2 separate regions of the Homo sapiens genome follow, and region 1 is linked to region 2. Evidence: read pairs that join two places in POLR2A ChIA-PET (ENCODE). Cell type or tissue: A673. All regions are shown on one strand. Links, peaks and the distances in the headings refer to the core of each region. The heading gives the core; the rest is flanking DNA. Region 1 overlaps LINC01053 (long intergenic non-protein coding RNA 1053). Region 2 overlaps ATP8A2 (ATPase phospholipid transporting 8A2).

The links. Peaks named below come from ENCODE experiments on the same cell type or tissue, not always from the same donor. Only the 100,000 strongest peaks of a DNase experiment are listed, where the experiment ranks them.
Region 1: POLR2A ChIA-PET joins it to region 2 with 15 read pairs; 2 of 35 experiments call an interaction of 5 or more read pairs at or near these places.

Annotation. Positions count from the first base shown.
Region 1 is chr13:25,181,638-25,190,219 of GRCh38, reverse strand. LINC01053 (long intergenic non-protein coding RNA 1053) reads right to left here. Exons shown (of 3, transcript NR_120427.1): 2 at 3,521-3,696; 3 at 1-961. Among named protein-coding and RNA genes, the nearest start is that of LINC01053, 4.6 kb to the right of the region's middle. In A673, for the core only: no CTCF peak of the experiment used is centred there; a DNase peak (open chromatin) is centred at 3,479; H3K27ac peaks cover 3,127 bases.
Region 2 is chr13:25,520,731-25,529,312 of GRCh38, reverse strand. The region is part of intron 2 of ATP8A2 (ATPase phospholipid transporting 8A2); the gene reads right to left. Among named protein-coding and RNA genes, the nearest start is that of ATP8A2, 150 kb to the right of the region's middle. In A673, for the core only: no CTCF peak of the experiment used is centred there; no DNase peak of the experiment used is centred there.

The DNA of each region.
Region 1 (8,582 bases), core at 333-8,332, 340 kb after region 2:
CTTCTTGTTCAAAAAGTATTAAGAATTTCAAAACTCACCAGTGGGGCATTAGCCCAGCATGGGCCTGGTGCAACTGATGCCACATGCCATGAAGCAGTCCTGCTTTGCAGTCTGAATCATGCGTATGATCTGAGCTGGGGTTCTTTCTCTCCGTCCCTCTCTCTGCTCAGGTTCTACCATACTCTTCTACACAGGAAGCCAGGCTGAGGTCAAGAGTCATTGTGTTCTGTACACAATGCATACATGATGGATTATTTACCAGGTGAGGGCCTCTTTATTTGTACCTCATGATATAATCCCTAAAAGCTGCTATTCATGAAAGGAAGTGTGCTATTCCTGACTGAAGAATACGAAAATGTCCTCCAGCCTAAGATTCAAATATTGTTGAATGTCTTTGAGATCCTCAGCCAGGAAGACAAATGCTATTTACAGAGATCTGAAAGACTCATAATGCAGAACTATGGTCTGATTTAAAAAAAAAAAAACACCTAAAATGAACAAGCTCTAATTGTATAACAGAGATTTTGTAAAAGATCTTTCTCAGCAACAGTATTCTGTTACTTGGGCATCATAATGTCCAGAAAAGTAGAGACAAGCAAGCTGGAGGTTATTTGGAACATTAGCAAGCCAGCTACGATGGCAGGGTGGCACCAAGTTCCAAACAAATTAAAGGTCTACAGAGCAGAGCTATCAACCAACCTCTTGATCACTCCCCTGCTTAACCTTCTCCTTCTTGACCCTTAGCTATGAGTTTTCTACAAGATGATTCCTTTACCCCCTTTCCTTTCCTCCTCTCTGGTTCTTCATTATTTTTTCTCATCAATTGCATTCACTCCCATTGCTTTGACTGCTGCCTGTAAGGAGAAGGCTCAGAGAATTATTCCAGTCTGGTTTTCCCCAGTGTTAGCTGTGCATCTCCATGTGCGTGCTGGCCACCTTGACCCTCCTGTGCCAGATGTACCTGAAATTCAATCGGAGAGAAATGAACAGCAACTCCCAACTCCCCTAGTCATTAAACTTCAGCATCCTTCAGTTCTCTTTTCTCTCCTCTGTTCACCCTTCACGTTCAGCCAGGTAATTACAATGTGGCTCTATGCCCACAATGTTTCTAGAATTTACTCTTTCTTCCTGTCTAGCAGCAGATGGGCGACTGAACTCCATGCTCATGTCCCGGTTTGCCCCCTGTAATCTGCCTGCCTACAGACAATGATAAACTCCCACCTGCCCCAAAACTTCAATATTTCCCTCTGCCCACAGAATAAACCCTTTAATTTAGCATTTACAGCCTTCCTTAAACTAATCTTAATCTATCTTCAAGCTTCCCCTCCCAAAAACTACTCCTTTGTGAATCGTACCCTCCAGCTCGAATCAGCATTCACACCTTTTGAGGACGCTGCACGCTTCCCTATCCCCAGCCATTCCTGTCCTGCCCCATAGGCCTCTGCTATGTTAGGAAGGCCTCCTCTCCGCATTTTCTCACCCACACCAGGGAAGCACCCCTGGTTACCCCTGTCAGGAGTCATTGTCCTCGTTTGGAGGGTCTGAATCCCACTGAATTGTGCCTTTCAAATGGCACTTGTTCCACCTGGTCATAGGCAAAATTTCTGTCCTAGATTCTGTAAGCTACTTGAGGATAGGGCTTGTGTCTTATTTTGCTTTCCTGAGCTCAGTAAATAACTTTGAATATGATTGACTAGATGCAGATGTAGTTATCACAGCTGTCACATCCAACTATATAAGTGGCTCTATCAACATCGTGTTTAATGTTAACATCATGTTTAATGTCACTGACGATGATGTCTGAGAATGTGGTCTGTTAACACACATCACCACCACCACCTCTTGCTGTCTCTGTTGCTACCACCTTAGCCCAAACCACCAGGAACCTTCCTAATTGGCCTCCCCATGCCACCTTGCCCCTAGATCCAATCTCCACATGGCAGCCAGGTGAGATTCTTCAAACGTAAGCTAGTTCTCACCAGCCCATGTTTAGAACCTTCTAGAATTTCTGTAGAGAAAAGGCTCAGAGTCCTAACCTCATAAGAAAAGATAACTAGAAGAATTGTTTCGATGCTGTATTTGTACACCAAATGCACAATGTCATTATACATTTAGAGGGTATAAAAGTCAGGGATGCTGGTGGAGAAGCTCAAGTATTTCCCAAACCACCTAAGCTGCTGGTAGCTGGGTTCCAGCTGGAGCGTGTTCATGTGGGAAGAATCAGAAAGGAGATGGGGATCCCTGCAAGTCTGGGTCCTGCTTTGGTTTGGAATCTACTAGACAGCCAGTTCTTTCTCTTACACTCTCTTCCACCCTAGCCACTAATCCCTTCCACACTCTCCGGTCCTGCCTTCTCCCCACTTCCCCGCAGGGCAGGCTGCAGGTCTAAATGGAGCCATGGCCCTTTCCTTCCAGGAGAACTTTCCTGTCTCTTTAAGGACAGAGAATTCTTGCCTGGTTTCCTCGGGCTTCGTTCCTGCCAGAGAGCAGAGAGTGGGAGACAGGGAAACATGCACTGGGGTGCCTGTTGTCTCCAGCCATCTGTGTACGAAGTGAGAGGACCAGAGGCTTGTACTCAATGTGAATACAATGCTTCACAAGGGCATGAGAAAAATTCTGTTTAGTTAGAATGACAAACATCATTTTCACAGGTGTGAGAAGAAATTGTCAGCATACAGGCCGGGCGCCATGGCTCACACGTGTAATCCCAGCACTTTGGGAGGCCGAGGCAGGCCAACCGCCTGAGGTCAAGAGTTTGAGACCAGCATGGCCAACATGGCAAAACTCCGTCTCTACTAAAAATACAAAAATTAACTGGGTGTGGTGGCAGGTGCCTGTAATCCCAGCTACTCGGGAGGCTGAGGCAGGAGAACCGCTTGAACTCAGGAGGCGGAGGTTGCAGTGAGACGAGATCGCACCATTGCACTCCAGTCTGGGCAACAGAGCAAGACCCAGTTAAAAAAAAAAAAGAAAAAAAAGAAAGAGAGAGATAGAAAGAAAAGAGGGGGCCGGGCGCGGTGGCTCACGCCTGTAATCCCAGGACTTTGGGAGTCTGAGGCAGGCGGATCACGAGGTCAGGAGATCGAGACTATCCTGGCTAACACGGTGAAACCCCATCTCTACTCAAAATACAAAAAAAAAAAAAATTAGTCAGGTGTGATGGTGGGCACCTGTAGTCCCAGCTACTCGGGAGGCTGAGGCAGGAGAATGGTGTGAACCCAGGACGCATAGCTTGCAGTGAGCCGAGATTGTGTCACTGCACTCCAGCCTGGGCGACAGAGCAAGACTCTGTCCAAAAAAAAAAAAGAAAGAAAGAAAAGGAGGGAGGGAGGGAGGGAGGAAGGAAGGAAGGAAGGAAGGAAGGAAGGAAGGAAGGAAGGAAGGAATTGCAATGAAAGAATAGTGTCGCATGGACCACCTACAAGAAACTTCTCGCACATTAGTAACAGGGAGTTATTCTGGTGCTTCATGTTGTTGGAGGGAGGAAGGGAAGAAAGAAGCTTATTCAAGTACAACCCACCTGCAAGCCCCTTGTCTGTTCTCAGAGAAGCTGTGAATAGCTGTTGTGCTTCTGAGACCTTGGAAAGATGTGTGCGTGACCGCATGTCTATGAAATTTCAGAGATCCCGCTTCAGATGGAAATATTAGGAGCCCTTCCCGGTCTTCATGAATTCACCTGTGTCAGCTGCAGAAAGGCTGCAGTGGGGTGATAGTTTCGGATTGATTAGTCAGAAGCTAAATGTTGAACAGAGGTAGCAAGATGAGCACTTTCTGTGGGTAGCCCCCCGAGTTTTGCTAGTCTGCCAAAAAGGGAACCATCTGTATTGGAAAGTGTGGTTCACGGTGCAGGTCGTTGCTGAAGGTGAGTTAGGAATCTGTAGGGCGGCCCAAAACTAGCACATGCACCCGGTGCGCACTCGCAGGCCACAGAGTCCTCACCCACCCTCCTGTGCCTTCTGTGCCCTTATAGAAATCCTGCCAGCATGTCACGGAGGCAGTCTACCAACAGGACGAGGAGAAGTCAGAACACCGAGATCTGCCTTTTACAAACGTTTGAACTGTCCAGCTTCCACTTTGAGGTGGTAGTTACCAGCGCAGGGTAGGGAGGGCAGAAGCACCCATTGGCAGGTGCGCCGCCTGCGCCTGGAGGGAAAAGGAAACCGCAGCTGTCTTTCCCACACTGGCTGCTCCCTGCTTTTTGATTTTTTAAAATTTTTCCAAACAGTAAAATTTCCATTTTCCCAGGCACCTGGGCTCCAAATATGCGTTATCTTTGAAGACTTGGTAAAGACAGCAGATTCATATAGAAGAATACAAATCACCCAGCGTCCTAATCCAGAGCTGGCCACTGCTACTGTTGATTAAATTTCCCTTGATGCATATTGTTTTACATGGTTGACACTATCCTGGGTGTAGTTTCAAGATTGTGTGTTGCTTTTTCCTTGCTCCGAAGGGAGTGGGGAGAAATGTTATCATAAGCATTTTCCCATGTCATGAAAAAATTCTTCATACAATAATGCGAGGGGAAATGTATATTATTAGCAACTGATATGAGAATTCCTTTTAGGGGAAAACTTGCCTTTTTAAAGAAAAAAAGCTCTGAGGAGAAGTGTGGGGAATCATTTGTCAGTTGCTCCAGGAAGTAAAGGAAGCAAGAGTGAGTGAGAGACAGAGCCGGACTGTGCAATCCCAGCCCCATCCAGGAGCCGCACAACCATGGCCAATCACCCAAATCAAGAAATACTCGAGGGAAATAGGAACTGAATTAAAGCAGCCCTGGGCAGGGCATAGCCAGAAAAAAGCACTTGAAAAGAAGCTCTTGGTAATCTACAAAGTTAATGGGAAAGATTTGCATTTCATAAATTGTGGAAGGGAGAATCAGGGCATATTAATCAGACATCTGAGAGACTACAAGGAGGGCCCCTCTGGTCCCTCAGCTGGCATCAGGTTGATGTTCACAAAGTCTTGGTGGTTGCTCTGTGTTCCATTAAACAGCAATATCATTTAACTAACACTTTGAATAAGTTTATGTTCAGATTATTTACTTGAACTTTGAAATCACAAGGTTGAAAGGCACAAGCATTTTAAATTAATACCTGGTCATTTTGAAGAATGTCTATGAATTTCCAGATCTACAGGCAGCGGTATGAGAGCCATTTCTCTGCATCCTCGCCATCACCTACCTGCTATTTAGAATCTACTCCATACGCCACTGCCTCCATGAAGCCTTTTGTGACCTGCCCAAGTGTAAATAATGTGTCTTATAAACCCTATAATGTCTCATGTTCCCTGCACCCAGGCAGTGAGTGATTCTATTTTGTTTCATATTCTGACTATTAGCATGTATACCTCCTCCTTGAGCTATGCTGTAAGCAGCTTGAAGGTAGACTCTTGAGGCTTTCTTTTGCTTATTGTAAAATAAATAGTGAAGGGGAGCAGAAGCCCATGTTTCTTAAAGAGTGGGCAGCCCTTGCTGCTCTGATTTCATGTCTCCTGACCCAGATTCATAAAAGGATCAGGTTCTAAGATCCTGCTGTTACAACTGATCTGGTGCCTGCATCAGTGAGGACTCTGGAGAACAGAAAGCTGCAAATAGGTGAACAGTGTTGAGGCAGAAAGGGCATGAGGTGGGGTGAGATTCCAGCATGGAGTGTTAAAGAAATTATTTGAGAAGGGAAGTTGTGATTGCCAAGCGTCAGCAGGGCCTCAGTAAGAACATCCTGGCCAGACACAGTGGCTCACTTCTGTAATCCCAACACTTTGGGAGGCTGAGGCAGGAGGATGACTTGAGCCCAGGAGTTTGAGGTCAGCCTGGGCAACATAGCGAGACTCTGCCTGTACAAAAACACAAATTAAAAAATTAGCTAGGCATGGTATTGCATGCCTATAGTCCCTGCTACCTGGGAAGCTGAGGCAGGAGGATCACTTGACTTCAGGAGTTGAAGGCTGCAGTGAACCATGATCTTGCCATTGCACTTCAGCCTGGGTGACACAGTGAGACCCTGCCTCTAAAACAAACCAAGACACATCCAGACTGACCTAATTTCTTTTGCTGCCAAGATCATGGGTGAGCACAGTGCTGGTGATGGTTCTTTTGGCTCCTGAGTCAAGAAGTAAAAATGTGTGCCCAGACAAGTTGGTGGATCCAGAATTATCTGAACAACTCTGCCTTATCAGTTTGCACAGGTTGCAGATCAGTGTCTGGATTTTAATATGGAGAGAGGTTTTCCATGATGTTCCTCAGAGCTCCTTCTTGTATCTGAACAGGCCAATAGTTTTATCGATGACTTTGAAGAAGTTGTGGAAGGAGGAGGGAAGTCATGAGTCAAATGCAGGTTTGACTGAAAGCTGAGTGGACCATGACTGCAGTGGAAGATGAAATCAATGAGTAAGACTGCTAGGCCAAATTTCACAAAATATAATTTAACTTTGGTCTTTCAAAGCAATTGCACAATTACAGGGTAGGGGGGGCATCAGAGTTTCAAGTAACAGAATTTCTATATGTTGGTCAAGAATTCCTGTTGATTCAATCTCCATATTTAAAGACAGGAGATGATGGGCCTTCTGTTCTCACCAGGCCAGACATACCTTGGAGTATGACATTTAGTTCTGCAACACATCAGAAGAGAGGGACAGTACCATTCCACATTTTATAAGAAACACTTGAAGAAAGAAGAAGCTTGAAGAGCAGGAGACTTGGAGATACTTGATAGCTAGTTTCAAATACCTAGAGAGATGTCATTTTGTGTATGCATGAATTAGTTTTCTAGAGGGGCAGTATGGTGTTGAATTTTCTGGTTCTTGGAGTTTCTGCACATGGATGCAATAATATATGCCACCTGACATGCTCTTTTTTGTTCTCCAATAAAGAGGCAGAACTTAATTACCCTCTGCTTGAATCTGGTCTGGCTCTGTGACTTATTTTGACTGACAGAATAAATATGTGAATGTAATGTGTATAACATCTGAGGCTAGGTCTGTACAGATATGCAGTATTCACCTTTTCTGATTAAAATGCTTGCTTTTGGGGTCCAACTGTCAAGAAAAGAAGCCCAAGCTAGTTCTTTGGTGTGAGCCACATGGAACCTCCCAACTGTCCTTGCCAGATGTGTGAGTGACACCATCCTGGACATCCTGGTCCTAGTGGCCATCATACTGCAATCCATGAAAGACCTCAGTTGATGCTGTGTGGAGCAGAAGATTCGCCCAGCTTAGCCCTGACAAAATATCTGATCCACAGAATTGTGAGCAAATAAAATGATTACCATTTAAAGCCATTAAGTTTTGGAGTAGTATGTTACTCAGTAGTAGACAATCAAAACAGTGATTAAGAAGATATATTATGAGGCTGGGTGCAATGGCTCACACCTGTAATCTCAGCACTTTGGGAGCCTGAGGAGTGCAGATCTCTCGAGGCCAGAAGTTCAAGACCAGCTTGGCCAATATGGTGAAACCCCATCTCTACTAAAAATTAAAAAATTAGCAAGGTGTGGTGACATGCATGTGTAATCCCAGCTACTCAGGAGGCTGAGGCATAAGAATCACTTGAACCTGGGAGGCAGAGGCTACAGTGAGCTGAGATCACACCACTGCACTCCAGCCGGGGCGACAGAGTGAGACACAATCTCAAAAAAAAAAAAAAAAAAGAAAAGAAAAGAAGAAGGTATACTAATGGAGACAGAGTGCTTTGCCACTCAGTAGTTACTGACCTTGAGCAAATCACTTAATTTCTTTGTGCCAGTTGCCTGATCTGTAAAATGGGAGACCCCACCTCATGTGATGACTGTGGGGTTAAATGACTGAATGCATGAAAATCACCTGAAACTGCATCTGGCCTATAAAAGCTGCTCAATACAGGAGTATAACTAGAACTAAGGGAAGAAGCTGTGAAGATTAAAAAGAAAATCAGCTCTAAAAAGAAAACTCTAGTGGGATTGTCAGGACATGGAGTAAACTGCCTCTGGATGCAATGAAGTGCTTTCCCTGGAAGCATTCCAATCGTGACTGGCTGGCTGCTTATACAATTTTGGGATTGAGGACCCTGCTGACCTTGAGATTCTATGTTTCCGTGGTGCTGGGGATGAGGTAGGCATTCTATGTGCTCAATAGGCTTTTCTCGAATTGACTTAAGTTAGATATATAAGAAAGAAGTACTCACCCAGCTAAATCATGACAATTTCAAGATTACCCAACATATTTTATTTGGCATAATGTTTTCTCATCAACCATTAATGTTCCTGAACACATCCTTTATCTGTAAGATAAAGGACTTGAAGCAGACCTAAGTGGCTTATTAATTATTGAATGGACTGCTTATACTACCTTCCTGCCTGCGAATTCAAAGCTGGAACATGAGGCAAAGCCACTCTGCCTCCCTGCCCAGAGAGGGACTGTCCCAACCTCCCCAGTGCAGGGGCGAAAAGGCACAAAGACACAGATCTCACTTCACTCCTCTGCAGCTTCTGAGAACACTTAAAACAAAACAGCCCCAATGTAGCCCCTGAAATGCAGAGGTTCAAGAAAGGAGAGGTACCGATTTCTTCAATAGTTCACAAAGGAATAGGGAGGTCTGAAATGGAAAT
Region 2 (8,582 bases), core at 87-8,086:
GCACATAGCAGATAGTGAGTGAACAGTGAAATAACCCAAAGGCAAAATTAACCAAACCAGCTGTGGCTGCTCACACATTTTATTCAAGTTTGCACCATAAAAGTACCTATATGATTCCTAGCTCACCCTCTGAAGACATCACTCTGAGCCTATTCTTAATTATAATATATTCTAGCAAGATTATCCAGCAGGTTTTCATCATTCTGAGCAAACTATCACAAGGACAGAAAACCAAACACCACATGTTCTCACTCATGGGAGGGAATTGAACAATGAGAACACATGGACACAGGAAGAGGAACATCACACACTGGGGCCTATTGTGGGGTGGGGGAAGTGGGGAGGGATAGCATTAGGAGATACACCTAATATAAATGATGAGTTAATGGGTGCAGCACACCAACATGTGTATGCATATGTATGCATACACATGTTGCATATGTATGCATACACATGTTGCATATGTGTGCATACACATGTTGCATATGTGTGCATACACATGTTGCATATGTGTGCATACACATGTTGCATATGTGTGCATACACATGTTGCATATGTATGCATACACAAGTTGCATATGTATGCATATGTAACAAACCTGCACGTTGTGCACATGTACCCTAGAACTTAAAGTATAATAAATAAAAAAAAGATTATCTAGCAGGTTTTTAATTTACAACAAATTAGAAGCACCCCAATAGAAGGGCGAAGGGCTCAGGAGACAGAATACACCAGAAGCAAAGTACACTACTGTGAGACTGGACAGCAACCAAGCCTGGAACAACAGAGTAAAACCAAAGTGGACTACTCAAAAATATAGCAGCCAGAGGTCATTTGATGGAACAAGAAATAGTCCCACTGCCAATAGTCCCATCTGCCACTGCCTCAGAGAAAATCATGCCCCATGGTACAATGGCCTCGCATTTCACAATACAGTGATCAGAGTTATCCTTAAAGACAAAATCATTTTTAGCAACTTCTACCTAAGGTGCTAAAAATGTATGTGATGTTATATGAAGACCACTTTTTAAAGAGTTAAAACTTAAACAATATGTAACTTGAAAGACTATCCCTGAATTAGCTAGAAATTTGCTGACATGGATCTCCTCCTTGTTTAAGTGGCCCTGTGGCATAACAGGATGTCACTGTGAAATCTGGCCAGAATCAACAGCTGACATTAAGTTCATTAAAAAGTAGGGAAAATACACAAAACTCATGTATGTGATAGCTCACAATACAAAGTCTTCTTAACTATGGCTTAGAGGACAAAATCAAATGGCATATCATGCATACCTCTACAGCAATCCTGACCACTGAAATAAAGCAATCAACATTTGTCAGCAAAAAACAAAAAGAAAGTTCACATACTGTAAAATAAGAGTGTAGAAACTATCTTGCAAGATAGCTTGATTATAACATTTGAACCTGAGATTCCATCTGTATAAACCAGATACACATGCACACAGTTGGCACATTACCCCAGCTATATATGAACATTTTCCACTTGAGCAAAATGCTGACTGTGCTTAAGGACCTACATATCCCTGAGAACCATGAAGATGGAGAGTTGAGGAGGAAAGGAATCTTGCTTGTGGCAAAAAATGAAATATAAGAGGGTAGAAGTGGAGAGGGAAATGCATACTAACTTTTACTCTACTAGAACTAGAAAAACGAGCCCAAATGCTTGCATCCTGAGATAGAGTAAGCATGATCAATAATTCAGAGAAATTAACATTCATCCAGGAAAAGGTTATTGTGTGGCATTAAAATAATTGCCAAAATATATAGCCATTAGCTGTCATGTTACAGAATTAAAGATATAACACTACAAACAGCTAAAGGCAGCACCTATCAAAATGAGTCTACCAGAATATTGCAGGATGGTACTTCTCGAACACACCAGTCTCCTGGAGAGCTTATTAAAATGCAGATTCTGATTCAGTACGTCTGGGGTGGGCCTGAGATTCCACATTTCTAACAAGTTCCCAGGTGAGTTCAATGCTACTGGTACAATGACCACACTTTGAGTAGCAGGGATTTAGGATAATTCCTGAGGAGGTAAATTTGTTCAAACTTCCTATTTGAATTTAATTCAGCAGAGCACTATAAGGTGTAATACAATGAGGTTTCTGGTTCCAAAATGGTGGCGTGGAAGCAAGCTGGCTTCATTCCCCACACAGAAAACAAAAACCAAATTTACAGCACTAAGGTTATCACCACAAATATCCCAAAACTAGAATATGAGGATGAGACAGTTCTCAGTGCCACAGAGAAGTAAAAAAGCTCCAAGTAGATGGTAAGAGAAGGGGACATCCACAGCCAAGACATCCCTCTCCCCAATCTGCCAGCACCAAGCACGTGGAAAATTTCCCCCAACTCTCAGTTTAACACTGGAAAAAGGAAAATCAAGGTGACGGGCAGCTTCCCCATCATCTTGAGTTCCCTGGCAGGATACCTGTTCCTACCTCAACTCACAGGAAGCATGGGGAGTGCTTGAAGGAAGAAATATCCCTGGGGACAGCCAGAGACAAAGTGAGGAGGCAGGACTACTATCCCCAACTCTGGAAACTTTGCTCTATAAGTTGGCCAAAGAGATACCAAATTGCAGTGTCTGCTTAGCAGCACCATGCTGTAGGAGGTTCATCCCACAGGTCCCCTGAGCACAAACCCCTAATTCACCTTCCCACATTGCTAGGCTATCCCCTTTGGCACCATTTCCATTTGGGATGGACAGTGCTCCAATTGTTTATTAGAGTGGAGACAAACCTGGGCTTAAGGCACCATCTAATGCTGAAAAGGAGGCAGTGACCTAATGGGAAAAGAAAGAAATTCAACAGGTAAATTACAATGAATCTCTTAAGCAAATATATCCAATGAAAAGCAAAAGAATCCAGACAGAGAAAACTGAAATAACTAACTAATTCTCCAATGCAAACATATACACATACATTCATAAGTGACAGCAGCAAACAGGGAACCATGACTTCCCTGAACAAACGAAGCAAGGATCCAGTGACTAACCCTAACAAGATGGTGATATGTGAGCTCTCTGAAGAAGAATTCAAAATAGCAGTTTTAAGGGAACTCAGTGATTTTCAAGATAACACAGAAAAGCAACTCAAAAATGTATCAGAGAAATTTCATGAAGAGATTGAAATAGTAATAAAAACAAACAGAAATCTTCAAACTGAGAAATGTATTTGAGGAACTGAAAAACTCATTAGAGGCTGTCAGTAGGAGAATGAATCAAGCAGAAGTAAGAATAAATGAGCTCAAAGACAGGCAATTTGAAAATACACAGAGAAGAAAAAAGAATAAAAAGGAACAAAGATTGTCAACAAGATAAAGGAAATTACCTCAAAAGACAAAGTCTAAGAATCACTGGTGTTCAAGAGGGAGTTAAACAAGAGCAAGGAGTAAAAAGCTTACTCAAAAAAATAACAGAAAACTTTCCAAAACTTGAGAAAGAGATAAACATCCAGGTACAGGAATGTCAGAGAACAACAAACAGATCTGACCCAAATAAGACTTCACCAAGGCATGTAATAATCACATTCTCAAAGACCAAGGACAAAGAGGATCCTAAAAGTAGCAACAGAAAAGAAGAAAATAACGTATAAAGAACCTCCAATTCATCTGGCAACAGACTTATCAATGGAAACCAAACAGGCCAGAAGGGAGTGGAACAAAATTTTCAAAGTGCTAAAAGAAAAAAAATTTCCATCCAAGAATACTGTATCCAGCAAAGCTGTCCCTCAACTATGAAGGAGAAATAAAGGCTTTCCCAGAAAAACAAAAGCTGAGAAAATTTACCATCACCAGATCCATCTTACAAGAAATACTAAAGGAGCTTCTTCAATTTGAAAGAAAAACAAACACTAACATGCAAATAGAAAACATTTGAAGGTATAAAACCCACTAGTAAAATTAAGCATATAGACATACCCAGAATACTCTAATACTGTAATTGTGGTGTGCAATCCACTCATAACTCTAGTATGAAGCCCAAAAGACAAATCTATCAAAAACGAAAACACATACAGAAACCTGCTAAAAAATAGGCAGTATAAATATATCCAAATTGAGGTAACAAAAAAATCAATATGTAGGGGAGATAGAGTTAAAACACAGAGGTTTTTTTAGTTTATTGTTTCTATTCCTTTCTGTGATCTAAGTTAAGTTGTCATCTCTTTAAAAATAACTTGTTATATCTACAAGATGTTTCTGCAAGCCTTGTGATGACCACAGTGCAAAAACCTATAATAGATACACCAAAAATAAAAAGCAACAAATTAAAACCTATTACCTGAGAAAATCACTTAACCACAAAGGAAGATGGAAAAAAGAAAAGAAGGACTGAAAGACGGAAGGAAAGAAGGAAGGAAGGAAGGAAGGAAGGAAGGAAGGAAGGAAGGAAGGAAGGAAGTTATCAAACAATGAGAAAACAAGCAGAAAAATGGCAGTAGTAAGTCCTTACTTATCAATGATAACACTGCATGTAAATGAACTTAATTCTCTAATTAAAAGATATATATAGCTGAATGGATAAAGAAACAAGACTCAGCTATATGCTGCCTACAAGAAACCGATATCACCTATAAAGACACACACAGAATGAAAGAGATGGAAAAAGATATTCCATGCAAGTGAAAACCAAAAAATAGTAGGATTACCTATTCTTATAATACACAAAACGGACTACAAGTCAAAGACAAAGAAGGTCATTTTTATAATGATAAAGGCAATTATAAATATCTATGCACTCAACACCAGAGCACCCAAAAATATAAAGCAAACATTAATATATCTAAAGCAAGAGATAGACTGCAATACAATAGTAGTAGGGGACCTCAGCTTCCCACTGTCAGTAATGGACAGATCATCTAGACAGAAAATCAGCAAAGGAACACTGGAGTTAAATTGTATACTAGACAAAACAAGACTAACTCACATTTACAGAATATTTCACCCAACTGCTGCAGAATGCATTTTCTTTTCATTGGTATACAGAACATTCTTTAGAATAGACCATATCTTAGGATATAAATCAAGTCCCAGCACATTCAAAAAGTTAGAAATCATATCAACTATTTTTTTCTGACCACAATGAAATAAACTAGAAATCAATAACAATAAGAACCCTGGAAACTACACAAACCCATGGAAATTAAATAACATGTTCCTCAACAACTGATAGGTCAATGAAGAAATTAAGAAGGAAAATTTTAAATTTCTTGAAACAAATGGATATGGAAATATAACATACCAAAATCTATGGGATACAGCAAAAGCAATGGTAAGAGGGGAAGTTTGCAGTAATAAACACCTACATCAAAAAAGGAGAAAGACTTCAAATAAACAACTTAATAAAGTACCTTAAGAGATTAGAAAAACAAGAACAAATGAAACCCAAAATTAGTAGAAGAAAAGAAATAATAAAGGTAAGAGCAGAAATAAAATTGAGACTAAAAAAAGTACAAAAGATCAATGAAACAAAAACTTGAATTTTTGAAAAGATAAGCAAAATTGACAAACCCTTAGCTAGACTAGGAAGAAAAGGGAAGACTCAAATAAAACCAGAAATGGAAATGCAACATAAAAACTGAGACCACAGAAATACACACACAAAAAAAATCATTAGAGACTACTATGAACAATTATGCACCAACAAATCAGAAACCAAGAAGAAATGAATAAATTCTCAGGCACATAAAACCTACCAAGACTGAACCATAAAGAGACAGAAAACCTCAACCAATCAATAACAAGTAACTAAATCAAAGCCATAATAAGAAGCCTCCCATTAAAGAAGAGTCCAGGACCAGATGGTTTCACTGCTGATTTCTATGAAACATTTAAAGAAGAACTAATACCTAGCCAGGCAAGGTGGTGTGTGCCTGAAGTCTTAGCTACTCAGGACGTCGCTGAGGTGGGAGGATCTAAGCCCCAGAAGTCAAGGTTGCAGTGAGCCAAGATTGCGGCACTGCACTCCAGCCTGGGCAATGAGAGTGAAACTCTGACTCAAAAAAAAAAAAAAAAAGTTATCCTAAAGCCTTGAAAAAAAATTGAAGATCACGGAATACTTCCAAACTCATTCTGAGGCCAGCATTACCCTGATAATAAAACCAGGCAAGAAAATTATAGGCCAATATCACTGATGAACATAGATGAAAAAATTCTTTTTTTTTTTTTTTTGAGACAGAGTCTAGCCCTGTTGCCCAGGCTGGACGGCAGTAGTGTGATCTCAGCTCACCACAACCTGTGCCTCCTGGGTTCAAGGTAGCCTCAGCCTCCAGAGTAACTAGGATTACAGGCATGTGCCACTACCCCTGGCTATCTCTTTGTATTTTTAGTAGAGATGGGGTTTCACCATGTTGGCCAAGCTGGTCTTGAACTCCTGATCTCAAGTGATTCACCCAACTTGGCCTCCCAAAGTGCTGGGATTACAGGCATGAGCCACCATGCCCGTCCAGTAGATGCAAAAATTCTTAACCAAATACTAGCAAAATGAATTCACCAACATATTAAAAACATCATTCACCATGATCAAGTGGAATTCTTCTCAGGGATGTAAGGATGGTTCAACATATACAAATCTATAAATGTGATATATGACATTAACAGAACCAAGAACAAAAACCATGTGATCATTTTAGTAGATGCTGAAAAAAGTATTTGACAAAATTCAGTATCTCTTTATGATAAAGATCCTCAACAAACTAGATATAGAAGGAACATACTTCAAAATAATAATGGCCATACATGAGAAACCCACAATCAACATCATACTCAACTGGGAAAAATTGAAAGCCTTTCCTCTAAGATCTGGAACATGATAAGGATGCCCACTTTCACCACTGTTATTAAACATAGTATTGGAAGTCCTGGACAGAGAAATTAGGCAAGAGAAATAAATAAAGGGCATCCGAACTGGAAAGGAAAAAGTCAAATTAGCCTTGTTCACAAAGGACATGATTGTAAGTTGCAGGATACAAAATCAACATACAAAAATCAGTAGCATTTCTATATGCCAACAGCAAACAATCTGAAAAAAGAAATCAAGAAAACAATCTCATTTACAATAGCTACAAAGAACGTAAAATACCTAGGAATCAATTTCACCAGAGAAGTGAAAGATCTATATAAGAAAAACTATTAATACACTGATGAAATAAATTGAAGAGGACACCAAAGAATGGAAAGATATTCCATGCTCATGGATTAGAATTAATATTATTCAAGTGACAACACTACCCAAAGCAAATGACAGATTCAATATAATCCCTATAAAAATACCAATGATATTCTTCACAGAAACAGAAAAACACAATTCTAACGTTTATATGGAACCACAAATCTTGAATAGCCAAAGCAATCCAGAGCAAAAAGAACAAAGCTGGAGGCATTACACTACCTGACTTCAAAACATACTACAAAGCTGTAGTAACCAAATCAGCATGGTACTGGCATAAAAACAGACACATAGACCAATGGAACAGAATAGAGAAGCCATTGGGAGGCCAAGGTGGGAGCACCACTTGAAGCCTGGAGTTTGAGATCAGCAACATTGTGAGACCCCATCTCTTAAAAAAAGAGAAATAGAGAGAACCCAGATATAAAGCCATGCATTTATAGTCAATTCATTTTAACAAAGGCGCTAAGAACATACAGTGGGGAAAGGACAGTTTCTTCAATAAATGATGCCGGGAAAACTGGTAATTACATATCAAAAAAGAAATCTAGACCCCTATCTCTCATTATACAAAAATCAAATAAAAATAGATTAAAGGCTCAAATCTAAGACCTGAAACTGAGAATTACTAAAATAAAACATTGGGGAAATACTCCAGGACATTGGTCTAGACAAAGATTTTCTTGTATAAGACCTCAAAAGCATAGGCAACCAAAGCAAAAATAGACAAATAAGGTTACATCAAGCTAAAAACCTCCTGCAGAATGAAGAAAACATCAACAAAGAGACAACCCAGAGAATGGGAGAAAATACTTACAAGCTATCCATCTGACAAGGGATATGTAAGGAGAATATAACCAGAATATAATAAGGAGCTCAAACAACTCAACAGCTAAAATAAATAAATAGATAAAATAATATGTTTTAAAAATGCATAAAAGATCTGAATAGACATTTCACAGAAGAGACATACAAATGGCCAACAGGAAAATGCTCAACGTAACTAATTCTCAGAAAAATGCAAATCAAAACCATAATGAGATATCATCTCACTGCAGTGTAAATGGCTATTATAAAAAAGACAGGGAAGATTGAATGCTGGCAAGGATATGCAAAAAGCAGAACCCTTGTACACTGATGGTGGGAAAGTAAATTGGTACAGCCAGTATAGAAAACAGCATGGAGGTTCCTCAAAAAATTAAAAATAGGGCCGGCACGGTGGCTCATGCCTGTAATCCCAACACTTTGGGAGGCCAAGGCGGGCAGACCACGAGGTCAGGAAATCGAGACCATCCTGGCTAACATGGTGAAACCTTGTCTCTACTAAAAAAAATATATATATATACAAAAAATTAGCCAGGTGTGGTGGCGGGCACCTGTAGTCCCAGCT